Linked DNA regions of Homo sapiens: regions 1, 3 and 4 are each linked to region 2. The links are chromatin contacts, found by Hi-C or POLR2A ChIA-PET in ENCODE. All regions are on one chromosome and are shown on one strand. The core of a region is the stretch at or near the end of the contact, and the rest is flanking DNA. Distances in the headings are between cores, read along the strand shown. Region 1 holds the start of OR6K3 (olfactory receptor family 6 subfamily K member 3). Region 2 holds the start of AIM2 (absent in melanoma 2). Region 3 overlaps SPTA1 (spectrin alpha, erythrocytic 1). Region 4 has its middle 11 kb from the start of MNDA.

What was found. A loop is a pair of places that touch in the nucleus more often than their neighbours do. ChIA-PET counts read pairs that join two places held with the same protein, here RNA polymerase II (POLR2A). Pooled maps may share reads with other maps.
Region 1: a map of Calu3 shows a loop between it and region 2 (2.0-fold over the local background). The contact joins the promoter of OR6K3 here to the promoter of AIM2 in region 2. A Hi-C loop is called at or near these places in 1 of 168 maps with a recorded cell type or tissue (Calu3), 1 of 37 single-sample maps with no recorded cell type and 8 of 50 pooled maps. POLR2A ChIA-PET finds 5 or more read pairs at or near these places in 1 of 52 experiments (activated CD4-positive, alpha-beta T cell).
Region 3: a loop to region 2 is called in a map with no recorded cell type, with 2.7 times the contacts of the local background. The contact joins the enhancer-like site here to the promoter of AIM2 in region 2. A Hi-C loop is called at or near these places in 1 of 168 maps with a recorded cell type or tissue (OCI-LY7), 14 of 37 single-sample maps with no recorded cell type and 9 of 50 pooled maps.
Region 4: a map of K562 shows a loop between it and region 2 (2.7-fold over the local background). The contact joins the enhancer-like site here to the promoter of AIM2 in region 2. A Hi-C loop is called at or near these places in 4 of 168 maps with a recorded cell type or tissue (CD14-positive monocyte, K562 and naive thymus-derived CD4-positive, alpha-beta T cell), 1 of 37 single-sample maps with no recorded cell type and 15 of 50 pooled maps. POLR2A ChIA-PET finds 5 or more read pairs at or near these places in 4 of 52 experiments (A673, activated CD4-positive, alpha-beta memory T cell and activated naive CD4-positive, alpha-beta T cell).

Annotation. Positions count from the first base shown.
Region 1 is chr1:158,719,085-158,722,604 of GRCh38, forward strand. OR6K3 (olfactory receptor family 6 subfamily K member 3) reads right to left here and starts at 1,636. Exons shown (of 2, transcript NM_001005327.3): 1 at 1,599-1,636.
Region 2 is chr1:159,074,720-159,078,231 of GRCh38, forward strand. AIM2 (absent in melanoma 2) reads right to left here and starts at 2,047. Exons shown (of 6, transcript NM_004833.3): 1 at 1,914-2,047. RefSeq lists an enhancer at 2,489-2,788.
Region 3 is chr1:158,644,630-158,648,067 of GRCh38, forward strand. It overlaps SPTA1 (spectrin alpha, erythrocytic 1), which reads right to left. Exons shown (of 52, transcript NM_003126.4): 27 at 2,910-3,091; 28 at 866-965; 29 at 559-756. Among named protein-coding and RNA genes, the nearest start is that of SPTA1, 40 kb to the right of the region's middle. Within about 2 kb of position 2,047, at least 2 of the 41 ENCODE cell types and tissues checked have a DNase peak (open chromatin) inside an H3K27ac peak, as active enhancers do.
Region 4 is chr1:158,818,326-158,821,812 of GRCh38, forward strand. It overlaps a transcript of OR6N1 not described here. Among named protein-coding and RNA genes, the nearest start is that of MNDA, 11 kb to the right of the region's middle. Within about 2 kb of position 1,391, at least 5 of the 41 ENCODE cell types and tissues checked have a DNase peak (open chromatin) inside an H3K27ac peak, as active enhancers do; they include CD14-positive monocyte, where a contact is called at or near this core.

The sequences.
Region 1 (3,520 bases), core at 386-2,885, 360 kb before region 2:
CTCCTGCTTGAGACTTTGTTCCTCTGTTTCCACGATTCCATTCTCAAGGGACGTGACGCCCAGATAGCTTTAAAGGCAGTTCTAGCTTTGACTTTTGCTTCTGTTTTATTTATTTTATTTATATTTTCTTTCTTATTCTGCCTCTTCTCTCTTATATTAGCTTGTGTTGTCTTTCTTAAATTCTTTCCCAAGAGTCTATTTTCCCCAGGTTCCTATCATCCACTTCAACCTCTTATAGTTTTATACACTCCCTTAGTGATCTCATCCGCTTACAGGATTTAAACTATTAATACTTCTAAATGTTTTTCTCTAACCAATCTCTCTTTCATAAGCTTCACACCAACTATCTGACTCTTAACTCTCTGTAGCTTCACCTGCTAACATTCTCCGACTCCTCTCTCCCCTGCAATCCCATTGTTCATGTTGCTTTCTAAAATCACAGTTCTCTCCTGTTTGTGCTACTTCCTCTGACTTTAAAGTAACATATCTCTCCCTCCTCTGCCCCCTCTCCTCACACAAAAGCAATATATACTGCTGGTTAAAAGTCTAGATGCCAGAAAAAAAATTGCTAGCATTTAAATTCTCTTTATGGCTTACCAGCTCTGTGACTTAACATGAAGTTACTTAGCTTCTCTATGCCTTTAATATCTCATTTGTAAAACTGAGAAAATATTAATACTGGTTAATGAAGTCCTGAGAATAACTAAACATTTTATAATAACAATAGAATTGTACAGTATAGTATACGGTATTATTACGTCACTAATGCTGGCACTATTCCAAGCACATTGTATATATTTTTCACCTCATGCTCTTAATGCTCTAATGAGGTGAAATGATTATCCCCATTTTACAGAGGAGAAAACTTAGGCACAGACAGGTTAAGTTCTTTGTCCAGAAATTCTCGGCTAATGCAGGGCAAAGTCAGAATTTAAATCTATGCACTGTATCTCTAGAGACACATTCTAACCTACATACAGTTGACTGCCTCTACCAATACATGTAAATGTATTTTAAAACCTTAGTGTTAGGAATATAGGAAACACTTGGAAGTGTTGAATGCCATTATGCTTTATTGAAGCGTTTGTCAGGATCCATCATCAACTTACTTGTTTTACCTTCTCTAGACTATAGGTTTCTCCTTCAGGACAGTGAATGTCTTTTATCCCTCATAGTGACTACAACAGGGTTAATATGTAGAGACGGTAGGTATCAAATAAATTAACTTGGAACTCAGCCACTTGGTACAATTATAACTAAGTGCACAAGACAGCCATGAGTAAGTGAACAAAGAAAATTGGGGACTGTTTGAAAAGGGAACTATGACAATTCAGTTCTAATGAGAGCCTCAATCAAGTCTTGACTAGATGATCTCTCAGAAAATGGCATTATAAATGTGGCATGCTGTTTCATATATACCCATGCCCAGAACCACACTGAACAGAGCTTCCTCCTGTAAATACCTTTGCCTTCCACCCTTATTCAAAGTTCTAAATTCTTTAATAATCAGGTCTTCAGGTTATGAGATGATGATGATGATGATGATTATGCATGGTGAATGAATTCGGTCTCTTTATGACTTAGTCATCTACACTCACCTTTGCCAAAAACACAGGGACTCCTCAGTCTGCCTGGGTCACTGCATCCTTAATATTACTTCAGCCTTTTCAAAAAGGGATTTATAGTCTCTCCATAGGGCATCCAGGGAATAACAGGAAAGGGAACTGGGCTCTGTGGAGGATTCTTCCCCTCCACTGCACTGAAGTGAATCACCTTCTCTCATGGGGTTAATTAACAGAAAGTTTCCCCTCTTACTCTCCTTTTGTTAGATTTTCAGATCGAAGTTGTCAATAAATATATATATTTTTCCTGATTGTACTCATCTTCCCAAATTTGTAAGCTTCCTTCTCTAGCACTTTCATGATTGTCTCAGCTGTTCTTGAGTGTACCAGTGTACTATGCAAAGGGTAGTTTTGACATGATCCTGGCCTTCTTATATGAACACACAGATTTGGAAAGCCTGGAAGGAATATACTGACACCAGAAGATCATCTTGAAAAGCTATTTTACAGAAAATAAGGCCATTTCATAATAAACATGGCACTGGGGATTTAGTGCCAATACTGAAGAAAGTGAGGAAACCATGTCTTTTTTTGTTTTTCTCATGTCGTGAGTGTGTATGGGTCTTTCCTACCTTGAACAACTCACACTGGTTCTGCTGACTTCTTTATTGAAGATCAATATCTCATCTTTTCTACAAGAGTATTATTTATATCTGTGCTTCATCCACTGATCTGTTGAAATTGCAAAGTTCTCATTTTTTTCAAAGTTAATTACTTTTATCATGTCATCTTCTTCTGGAAATATGTATCAAGTTCTCAAATAGGAAGACGTGCTTTCTGAGTTTTGTCTAACTTTTCTTCTTACGATTTGGGAGCCTATTTTGGTTGTCTAACTTGTAGGTTTTTTTTAATTCAAAAATGTCAACAGGCCACATTGTATTTCCAATGATTTTGTATAATATAAAACAGTCTGTTTTGATCCCATGACTCAAGTATTCTCAAGCTCAGAAATATTTTCCTTTAATTTTACTTATTATTTTCCTCTGTTTTGTTTTTTTTCTAGAATTTTCATAATCATATTTTGCTCTGTAATATCTATTAATACATTCTCCATATATAACTTTTTCTCTTTGCATGTAATATTTGGCTCTTCATGTGGCTTCTCTAAATTCTGGGACATATCTTCCAGGCAATCTTACAAAACATTAATTTAATTTCCTGTAGTATTTAATATATTCTTCAATATCTCCATTGTATATTAAATTTTGTATTTTTTATTTCTCAACTTTTTTTCTGATATCTTCACAAATCTCATCAAAATTTTAAATAGGAAACATTTTAATGATTTGTGTCTTAGAGTTAGTCTATGTAATGAAAGAGCATTTACTTTCAATTCCCTAACCTCTCTGTCTCTCTCAGTCTCTCTCTCTCTCTTTAACTGTAGTAATCCAACTACTTATTGGGCTATGCATTTGACAAAGTTAATGATTTTAATACAAACGGTGTATGGCAAAACTAAAATCATTGTTTTAAAGAAGGCAATCTGTGTTTGTCTGTGTGTGTGAGAGAGAAGGAGAGAATATATTTGGATACAAAAAATAAGAATATTAAATATCTAAATATGCACAGCAAATATGGAAATATCTGCCACGAAGTTCAGTATTAGTTATAGATTATTGCTTTGTGCTAAAAAGTTGTGCTTTTTTGTTTTGTTTTAGTAGCCTCAGTTTACCTGGATAGTTCCTCACTTCTCTGGCTTGTAAATTTAAGATTTACTTTTCATGTCCTTCTCTGAACACAGCTCAGTGGATAACTCCATTGTGACTGGGAAATTTCATACATTCTTTGGCTCCATTCTCTCTATCCAGATTTCCCAAGTAGAGCATCGTTCTCAATTTCTGTTTTTCCAAGCTTTAATTATTTTTTCCATCGGTTGTATGTGGAATTTCATCCAGTTA
Region 2 (3,512 bases), core at 797-3,296:
TTTCCAATAGCAACAAAACTACAAAGTACATAAGAACATCGAATACAATATATTTAAGAGTTTTAAAGGGAAACTTATAAAACTTTATTGGGAGATTTAAAGGACCTACTTAAGTGGGTGTATGTCTGATATTTTAAATGGGAAGATTTGATAAAATGAAGACAGCAGTGTTGTCAAATTAATCTATAAACTCCTATCCAAAATCTCAAAGGGTTTTTCATAGAATTTATCAGAATGATCCTAAAACCTAAATGAAAAAAATAAAGACAAAAACCTGCAAAACAAGTTGAATATGTTTATCAGGATGTACTATCCCTACTACTAGGTATCAATACTTACTACAAATGTATAATTATTAAATCAGTATGGCAGTGGCGTAGAAAAAAATGAACTAATAAATAGAGTGTGGAAACAGGACCACATGTAAATTAAAGCTTGGTATATAATCAAAGTGGCATTAAAAATCACAAGGAAAGAATGGCCAACTATAAAAAGTGTTCAGACAAATGACAATACACAGGGAATGATATATTCAGCCTTTCTCTTATATCATACACAAAATATATATCTGGTTGGATTAATTATCTAAATAGAATAGTAATGATGTTGAATAAAACACAGAATTTCTCAATACATTGAAGTAGAAGGAGGTTCCTTAAATAAGGCACAAAAAGGACAAGCCAGAAAAAAAAAATTTGTCAAATGTGATTGCATGCATATTCTCAATTTCTTTGTAGGAAACACACACATCCGTGCACACACACACACTAAACAAAGTGATTATACAAGGCAAAAACTGGGCAGATACCTGCAATACACACACACACACACACACACACACACACACACACACACATATATATATGGCTATACCTGCTATATATATATATATAGAGAGAGAGAGAGAGAGAGAGAGCTAATAGAGGTTTTGCTTTTGGAATACATGGAGAACCATGTATCAATAAGAAAACAACAGTCTATTTGAAAAGTGTGCAAAAGATGTGAATGAGCAATTTGCTCAAATATCCAATAAACATAAAAAAGATGTTTGACATTATTAGCAATTAATGACTTCCAGAGCAGCAACATATAAAGTGGAAGAAATAAGCCAAAGAACAGGAAAAGATGTTTATGAGCTGAAAATAACTGATTGTGAATTTTAGGGAAGCTTGAATACCCCCATCAGTAGAGTCAATGTTAATAAATTCTAAACTATCACTGTTAATGGCCTTATAATGTTTTTTCCTATATGTTGGTAAGCGCTGGAGAAACTCTACTTATACATGTAGAGTTCATGAGTGAAAATTAAAACTATTATCAGGACCATTTTCAAAATAAGGAATACATTAAAAATATTTGCAATGATAAAGCCATCCAAATGCCCCCATCCTACTGATGAAAGCAAGGAAGGACACTACCTTTGTTGAATATCTACTGTGACAATCAGCTTGGATGATTCCTACTTTTCTACTTGTCCATAAGAAGCTAATCTTCCTATAACCCTCTTATATAATAACAATCACATTTTAATCACATTTTATGTGATTGACTCAGTTTTTTCTCTGAAGTTATGTTGCCTTATAAATGAAAAACTTGCATTTTACTTCATAATATCTGTTAACTTAAAAAATGCTTGTATTTGCTATTGGCATAAAAGTCAGCCTTACAAATAGGCTGATAGACAAACCCCAAAGGAAGCCGAAGCTTAAGGAACACCAGCTCAGAGACACCAGAGGACATGGCTAAAGTGAATAAAAGAGAAATGAACCCATCCTTTCAGAGCTGATGTCCATGTTTGCAGGTTCAGGTTCTCAGAGGTGTGCACAGCATGGCTGGCCTTTCCTCAGTTGTCTTTTTCAGCAGAGAAACGGTTAAGTCTCTCGTCTCTAACCCAGCTCCTCTATGGTGCTTACCTCCTGATCCCTGGGGCGATCAGCAAACCGGGTCTGCCACCTTCTTTTCAGAGAGCTTAACTAGCAGAGGACTCAGGAGAGCATGCCCAAATAACCTAGGTGACTTTCAAAGCTACAAAGACTCTGACACTTCTGGACGGCTTCACATGTACCCCTAATAAACACTTCCCTTCACCCCCAGGCCCAGTGTGGGTAGGAGTGACAACTGGAGCTCTAATTGGCTGAGCTGGTTTGGGTTCTCACTAGCAGCCACAGAAGAAAATGTCTATAGAAACTTGTATCTGAGTCATGCCACATAGGAACTACACTGATTGGAAACAGAAAGTGGCCTAGAAACTGTAAAAAATGACCGCAGATGACTTCTTGATACACTTTGTGACTAAGGGGCCTGGTGATGACATTTTTCTGGTATAAACAAGCACACTGATCTCAGAGGGTATCTAAAAGTGTTGCCAGTAGGGCAGTGCAGGTTCTTGTCTTCAAAGCATAAGAGAATCTGAAAATGAGACCCAAGCGAAAGTATAGACATTTTATTGTGGAGCAAAACCAACGACACCCTCAAGGGAGGAGTGCAGGCACTCAAAGATTTGAGTCACAGGCAATGTGGTTCACGTACTATATGAATAAGCACAATGAAGGTATGGAGTACTCTGTAATCAAGGGGAGGGGTTTTCTGGGAAATGGGCGGGCAATTCCCGGAATCGGGGTGCCACCCTTTTCTTGACTAAAGATGGTTAATCCGGAACTGTCATGGCGTCAGGTGCATGATGGGAGTGGGAATTTCCCCATGGAAGTTTTATGATATTAAGGGCATAATGAAGCTAAGGGTCAGCAGTCAGCCAAGTTTTCGACCATCTTGGCTTTAACCAGTTGCGGCCAGTTTCTTCTGTGTTACATTCTCATCTGTGCCTAAGTAGGAAGTTTGCAATCTGTCTTCATTGTCACAGGCTGTTGTAACAGTTCCTATCTACTAGTGGGGCAATCCCTCTGCTAACCTTTTTGACCGCATTTTTATTGCTTGTAGCCACCTGCAAGTAATCATGCCTCATTCCCTCACTGACTGCTTGCCTCAAAAGCATATATACAGTCTTTCTTCCTAACCCAGGCTCCTAACCCTAAATTCAGAGCTTGAGGGCTTGATTCTAGTCAGCAATTTACTTGAGGTTTTCCTTTCTTATTCATTGAATTAACAATTATGCACTGAACATCTAATATGATGTATTAGATTCTGAGAATATAAAAGTTAGTAAGACAAAGTTCCAGATGTTGAGCGGCTCTGCCAAGTCATGAAAACAGACATGTGATTTAATAATCACAATAGGACATGATGATAAGTGTTATAATTAAAGCATGCTCAAGATGCTCAAGGAGCAGAGGAAGAGCACCTAACCATGCCCAGGTAATCAGCCCAGAGCTGCAGGACCTCCTTCACTTTCTACTGCAAGGCTTGTTTCTACACTTTTGCCAGCTTTCAGCTCAAATAGCACCTTATCTGTGGGGCTTCTCTGACCAGCATGTTCTCTACCTCTTCCCCACATTATCTTTTCCCACACGTGTTACTGACCATCATCTGACATACGGTATATGTCATTTGTTTGT
Region 3 (3,438 bases), core at 797-3,296, 430 kb before region 2:
CTTAAACCTTGTTAATACTGGCTGGTCATTTCCTTAAGACTTTGTGAAACGTTATCCTTCAGGGTAGCCTGTGACACAACCACTTACTTCCCCCAAAAGCTTTAATCACTTCTTGTTTTTTAGCCTCAAAGCACTCGTACATTTTGGTTTATTAATAATCATCTCACTGTACTAGTAAAATTTATCTATATGTCTAATTTCACTATTTAAGAAATGGGAAACTATCTTACTAATCTTTGTGGCACTCCGAGCCTCCACAGAGTAGAGTCTCAACAAAAATCAGCCAATCAATTCCTCAGTCAATCAACAAATGATAGTCAACCCACCTCATGCTCAGGACTGATCACCATCTTGTTTGGCTCTTCTAACAAGAAAGAGCAGAGAATATGACAATGATCGGTATAGAAAGCATAGTACAATGCTAGGTAATTAAGAGATGAGCTCCCTTTGTGTTTATAACGTGGAAAGTCTAGTGAACGGAGCCTGTAATGACCATATGAAATTGCATAGGAGAAACAGACTACTGAACCTGCTTAACAATTGGGAAATTTGCTGTACCTGCAACTCCAGGCACTGGTCTAGGATCTTCTTGCGTTTTTCCCAAGCCTTCTCCAAATCATCTCTCTCTAGCTTGACAGCTTGAAGCTTTTTTTCAATTTCAGGGCTAGCATGGTGCCCACTGTCGATAAGTTCTGCACTGAAGTCCTCTAAGGCCTGGAAGGTGGGAGCCTCTGCCTCCATGTCAGCACGGTGCTCCTGTGGGAAAAAGGGGGAAGAAATCAGTGAGGCCAACTCCATTGGAAATTTTAAAATTAGTAGAGGTTTCAGGTCAAGTGATCAGTGGCTGTGACTTTTGTAGTTTTACCTGATGTCTCTCCAGCAAGATCTCTATGCCAGTTAAGTCTTCGGCCAGCTCCTGTGATGATACCATGCCACCAATGCTACTGATCCAGTTCTGCAGATCCCTAGATAAACAGACACATTGGAATTGACAAGAAAACCTTGCAACTTGCTACAGTGCTGTTTGTCCTACAGTTTTCCATTCTCTAGAAAACATTTCCAGAATAACATTTTTTATCTGGCTTTATATGCTTTACAGATCTTACGTTTGCTGTTTTTATTATATCACCTAATGATAACAATCCCTTGTATTTGAAAGCCTCTTCACTTTTATTATCTTTTTCAATTCTTGCAGTAATCCTGCAGAGATTCCGGGAATTTTTTGTTTTCATTATGGAGATAAAGAAGTCACCTTAGAAAAGGTAATTAATCTGCCTATGTGGTATAACTAAAAGCAGACATCTTCAATAAAACCTAGACCTCTGGAATCCTGGACTGTTATATATTTCATTACTTCTGTTGGTTACTGTTCCTTTTAAGTGGTTTCTAGGGTTTGAAGATACATCTTATTACAGAGTCTCAAAGAAATCATGTCTTTCCTCTTACTTTTATTCTCAAGTGAATCTAGCACATATTTTGGCCAACATACACATACACACACAGGCCTCCACACTGTTGATTAAATCAAGGTCTATTTCCCTACCCTTTTAGTAGTCAGGAAGTTAGACGAGCAAAACTAAGGTCTATCTTCTTAAAAGGCAAATTTTAACTATGCATTAACTTTAAAGCATATATGGTGTATAAATTAAGCATCTCATAAAGAATGTCATTACTCTTGTTTGCTCAACAGGAACCCTTAGCTCTAGGAAAGAGAGGTCTCTTCTTTTGTAAATTTATTTATTCAAGCAACTAAGTTTTATTGGGTGCTTACTAAGTACCAAACATTGTGAAAAAGGCATATCTGTGCCTTCTAGGAACTCATACTTTAGGTTAAGAATGGATAAAAACAAAACAAAACAAAACAAAAAACAAACAAAAAACAGAGCATAGGCACTAATAGCAATTAAAAAACAAAACTGAAAGCAAAAGTATCATATGGAGTAAAATAAGATGTTAATGTTGCTCAGGGGTGGGAACACTACTCTGAAATACTGAGGAGTACAGCTTCATAAAGGGAAGGAAGCACCATTGGAATGGGTGTGGGTGCTATTTATTTAAACTGTGTCAAAAACTATAGCTTTCCAGTGCTGAACTGGGGAGGGGATTTCCAAGAGGAACTACAGTCATTTGCCAAAATTTGCCTCCTTTTTTCTTGAAAAGCATTGCATTGAGAGCTACAACTTCCTGGACCCTCTACTCTAATGCTCCTCTCAGCTGACTGATGCGATAGAGCCAAACGTGGGAACTGTTCCACAAAGTATATGTTTGAGAGGTGAATTTTGGATTGTGATAATGTCTAGACTTTAGTAAGATATTCACAGTTCTCTGGAATTTGGTCCCAATATTATTTTTAAGTTTATCTCTTACTACTTCTCCTTACCACCCCCTCCCCAAACATGTTCTTATGCTTATTCTTTTCTCATGATTATGTCTTTTTTTGCACAGTTCAGTCTACATGAATTGTTTTCTCTTCTGTTAAAAGTTTGACTGATAAGGTGTAATAAAATGTTACTTTATCTACAGTGCATCATCTATTCTACCCAACTCTGAATTCCCACTGCTGTTTGTTACAATGTGTGTTTTCGGCCTCATTATGTTCTACCATAGTTATTTGTATTCAACAGAATACTGAATACAGTAGAAGACTGAATACTACTGTCTCTTCAGTAGAACAAAAAAGCTTCTACATTATAGAAGCTTACTTAATTGGCCTACATGGCTTCATATTCTTTCAAACTTTGTATTTTATTGCTTCTAGTTTCAAACCTGAAATTTTTTATGCCTTGCAAGAGGTGAGACTTAAACGTAGTGATGCCCTCCAAAACCAGCAGTGAACAGCATCTGTACCCAGACTGCTCCCAGACAGTCTACTTAGAGGCCAGACACGGAAGTTACCCACCCCACTCTACCTGGCCTTGCTGAGGAACAGGTAGAATTTCTGGGCCTCATTTAGGCTCTCCTTACGATCCTTTGTACGCCCCTGCAGGTCTTCCCAGGCCTCATTCAGCTCCATTTTCTGTCTCTGCAGGTCCTCAGTGGCATCTGGATGGGACTCACTGAGCCGCTCTGCTGTCTCCCCCAGTATGGTCACCTGGGGAGGTACAATAGCTCTGATAATCAGCCTAGAGACACACCTGAATCTTAGCAAAAGGAGAATCCTGAGTCCCAGTATTCAGCTCCTCAAATAGATATCAGTGATGTACAAGTATGTCATCATACTTTACAAAATAATATCAACCTTTTAGTCCACATAACTCCCTAAGGTAGTTACAATTGGCATTACCATACTTCTTTTTAAAAATAAGAGAGTTGTGGGGAAGAGTGGTTAAGTGACTCTGCTGGTTAGTGGCAACCTCAATTAGGAAACCCAAGGGTCTTGATTCTTCATGTGAGGAGCTTCTTTTTGCTCTGCATGATAATGCCAAGCCTCTGAGTATA
Region 4 (3,487 bases), core at 141-2,640, 260 kb before region 2:
GCAGTGGTCAACAAATAGGTATTAAATTAACTTGCTGAGGGTTGGTCTGAATGGGATTTAAAAAAGGGTCAATTTTCAGTGTCACTTCACCTGATCTTAATGAGAAGGGTTAGAAATCCCCCTATTGATGTAGTCAGTCTCTGTTCTGAATAAGCCAGGAACAGAGTAAGCTCATGCTCAAGAAGTAGGAGCTTGCTTGAGTGGGGAGGCACTCTAAAATATGAAAGAGCTTGATGAGCTCTGAAAAGCTGTAGCAATGTGTAGAGTCTGTACAAATTCTGTACATGGAGAGGAGAGATCAGAAGGCATGGGTACCTCTGCTCAGAGGCCCAACAATATGCAATGCGCCTGGGAATCTTTGAGCAATGTGTACAAAACAGGTCTTAAACATTTCCTTATCAGTTTGATCTGAGGCAGTTGCATTGAACTTCCCTATCCTTACCCAGTCTAGATTTTTTGCTTCCTCTTCCCTTTAGCCAAACAGTGGAGCCTTGGACCCATTGCTGAACTACCACTGTTATACATGGCCTATTTGGAGGACATGGGTACCTCAGTATCTCATAAAGAACATGAGAGCTAGACTTATCCAATGAGGCAAATCCTCCCACAAAACTTTTCTCCTAAGCAACTCAGGGGAATAGAACAAAGTGCTAACAAGTTTTGCTAAGGAGAAGGAAAACAAGCTGCTTAATTGAGCTGGGGAAGCTGGGGGAGAAGCAAGGGAACAGTTCCCAGGAGGGAGCTGGTGCCAGCTCAATGATTCACAGCCACAACTTCTGTAATTATCAACATTTTCTCTTCAGAGACCACCCCCTCCATGAGTTGTGGAGCAGGGAGCTTTGGGGAGGCTCCAGTTTTCTCCTCTTTCTCGCTCAATTAATGCTAATTGGGAACATGGGAATGTAGATCAGGATGTCAAAGAAATAGCTCTAAAATACAGTCCAGCTAGGAGTCCCTTCCCCAGGCCTGATTAGGAGGCTTTGCCTGAACCACACAGAAGGGCATCATTTCCTACATTCACAGGAGTCACTGTGGAGATGTAGATTGGAAGTCAGGAGGCCTGACTTTTAATCCAGGCTCTGCTACTAACCAGCTCTTGCACAAAGTGGGTCACACACATTCCTTGACCTTCATACATTTTAAAGTTTTTTTTGAACTATGATAAATGATGTTTTTCATTTTGATACCAGGGTAAAAGCATCAAGAGAAGCAGGTCAAGTTAGTTGCTTGACTCCTTCTTTAAAGGAAAACAAAACAATCCCACACACAAAAAGAGGAATGTATACCACGGGAGTTCCAAAAAAAGGTGTTGCCATACTTGTTTGTTCTTTCAGAGCATTTTTTAAAGTGTCATTTCCTTTTTAGGAAAAAAAAGCAGTCAGCTTATCTGCCTGTCTGCACATCTCAGCTTATCTGCACACCCATCCACATATACATAGTACTGTTTCTCATGACTCACTCTCAGACACTACTAAAAGACAAAACCACAAGCACAATTTTCAGTGTTGTTTATAATAGAACATACAGTCAAAAAACTTTGCGCCGAGTTCAGCTCGGTCAGGGAGACCCTAACCCAGCAGCACTAGAGGAATTAAAGACACACACACAGAAATATAGAGTGTGGAATGGGAAATCAGGGGTCTCACAGCCTTCAGAGCTGACAGCCATGAACAGAGATTTACCCACATATTTATTGACAGCAAGCCAGTCATAAGATTTGCTAAAAATATTCCTTATGGGAAATAAAGGGATTGGCTGAAATAAAGGGATGGGCTCTGGCTAGTTATCTGTAGCATGAACATGTCCTTAAGGCACAGATCACTCATGCTATTGTTTGTGGCTTAAGAACTCCTTAAGCAGTTTTCCTCCCTGGGTGGAACAGGTGTTCCTTGCCCTCATTCCGGTAAACCAACAACCTTCCAGCGTGGGCGTCAAGGCCATCATGAGCATGTCACAGTGCTGCAGAGATTTTGTTTATGGCCAGTTTGGGGGCCAGTTTATGGCCAGATTTTGGGGACTATTCCCAACAACTTTGAGTTTTAATTCCAATTCCATAAATCATCATTGTAAATTGTAGGGCAATGTAGCTAACCCTTTTTTGCCTCATTTGCAAAACTGAAAATAATACTTAATTGTAAGGTTGTTGGAAGAATTAAGTAAGATAATTTAAGTTGGCATATAGTAGGTGCGTAAGAAATAAAATCCAAATTTGTTGATTCCTATTATTGTTAGCATCATAGTTACACATATCATGCCTAATAGAACACAAAGACATGACTCCTAAATCCATAAGTATATCATTCCATTAAGAAGTTCAACAAAGGGCTAAAATCCCAAACAGTTTTTATTTGTGTGGAGTAAGAGTGCCCCTTCAGAAGTCCTGCAATTACTTATAGACCAAACTGCTTAAAAGTGGACAAAGCCACTTCTGAAACTTCCCTAGAGTCAATTCTCTTTGAGGATATAAACTTCATTTCCAACAAGGGCAAGGAGACCTCGGTGCTGTTTTGGCCATGGCCTGGAAAAAAAACCCAGCTAGAGATAATAAAATGTTTCAACGTATGCATACCAGCCTTCAGAAGTTATTGGGAAGAATCAGGGGATATGAAAAAGAACTGTGATTAAAGTCTGGCATAGAGAAGAAGTTCAATGAATACAAGTTCCTGTCTACTTTTAGCAGTAGCCAGACTACTAAAATCCTATCACAGGGCGATCACTTTTGATCTCACTAACAGGGCTGCTTACAAGCTCTAGTCTTCCTGGATGTTTTATGGCAAAGAAATCTTGTTATCTTTAAATTCCAAAACATCTTCTTTTTTGTTTAATATACTTTGTTTTTCAGAGCAGTTTTAGATTTACAGCAAAATTGAATGGAAATTACAGTTTCTATATGCCCCTCACCCCACACATGCACTACCTCCCTCATCATCAACATACCCCACCAGAGGGGTACATTTGTTACAATCAATGAACATGTGTCCAATACTGACACACTTTTACTACCCAGTCTGCAATTTATATTAAGGTTCACTCTTGCTATCACACATTCAATACATTTACACAAATGAAAAATGACATGTATCCACCATTATAGTATCATATAGAGTAGTTTCGCTGCCCTAAAAAATACTGTTCTCTATTAACTCCTTTTCTTCTCACAACCCCATGGCAACCACTGATTTTATTCTTTCTATACTTTTGTCATTTTAGAATTATACAGTAAGTATCCTTTTCAGATTAGCTTCTTTCATTTAATAAGGTTTCTCCATATCTTCTTATGGCTTAATGTCTCATTTCTTCTAGGGTTGAATAGTATTCCACTGTCTGGATATACCACAGTTTATTGATCCACTCACCTGCTGAAGGACATTTAATTGCTTCTGAGTGTTGGCAATTATGAGTAAAGAGGCTATAATCATGTCTGAAGGCTTCTTGTGTGGACATAAGTTTTCAACTCCTTTGGGTAAATACCACAGAGAACAAGTAC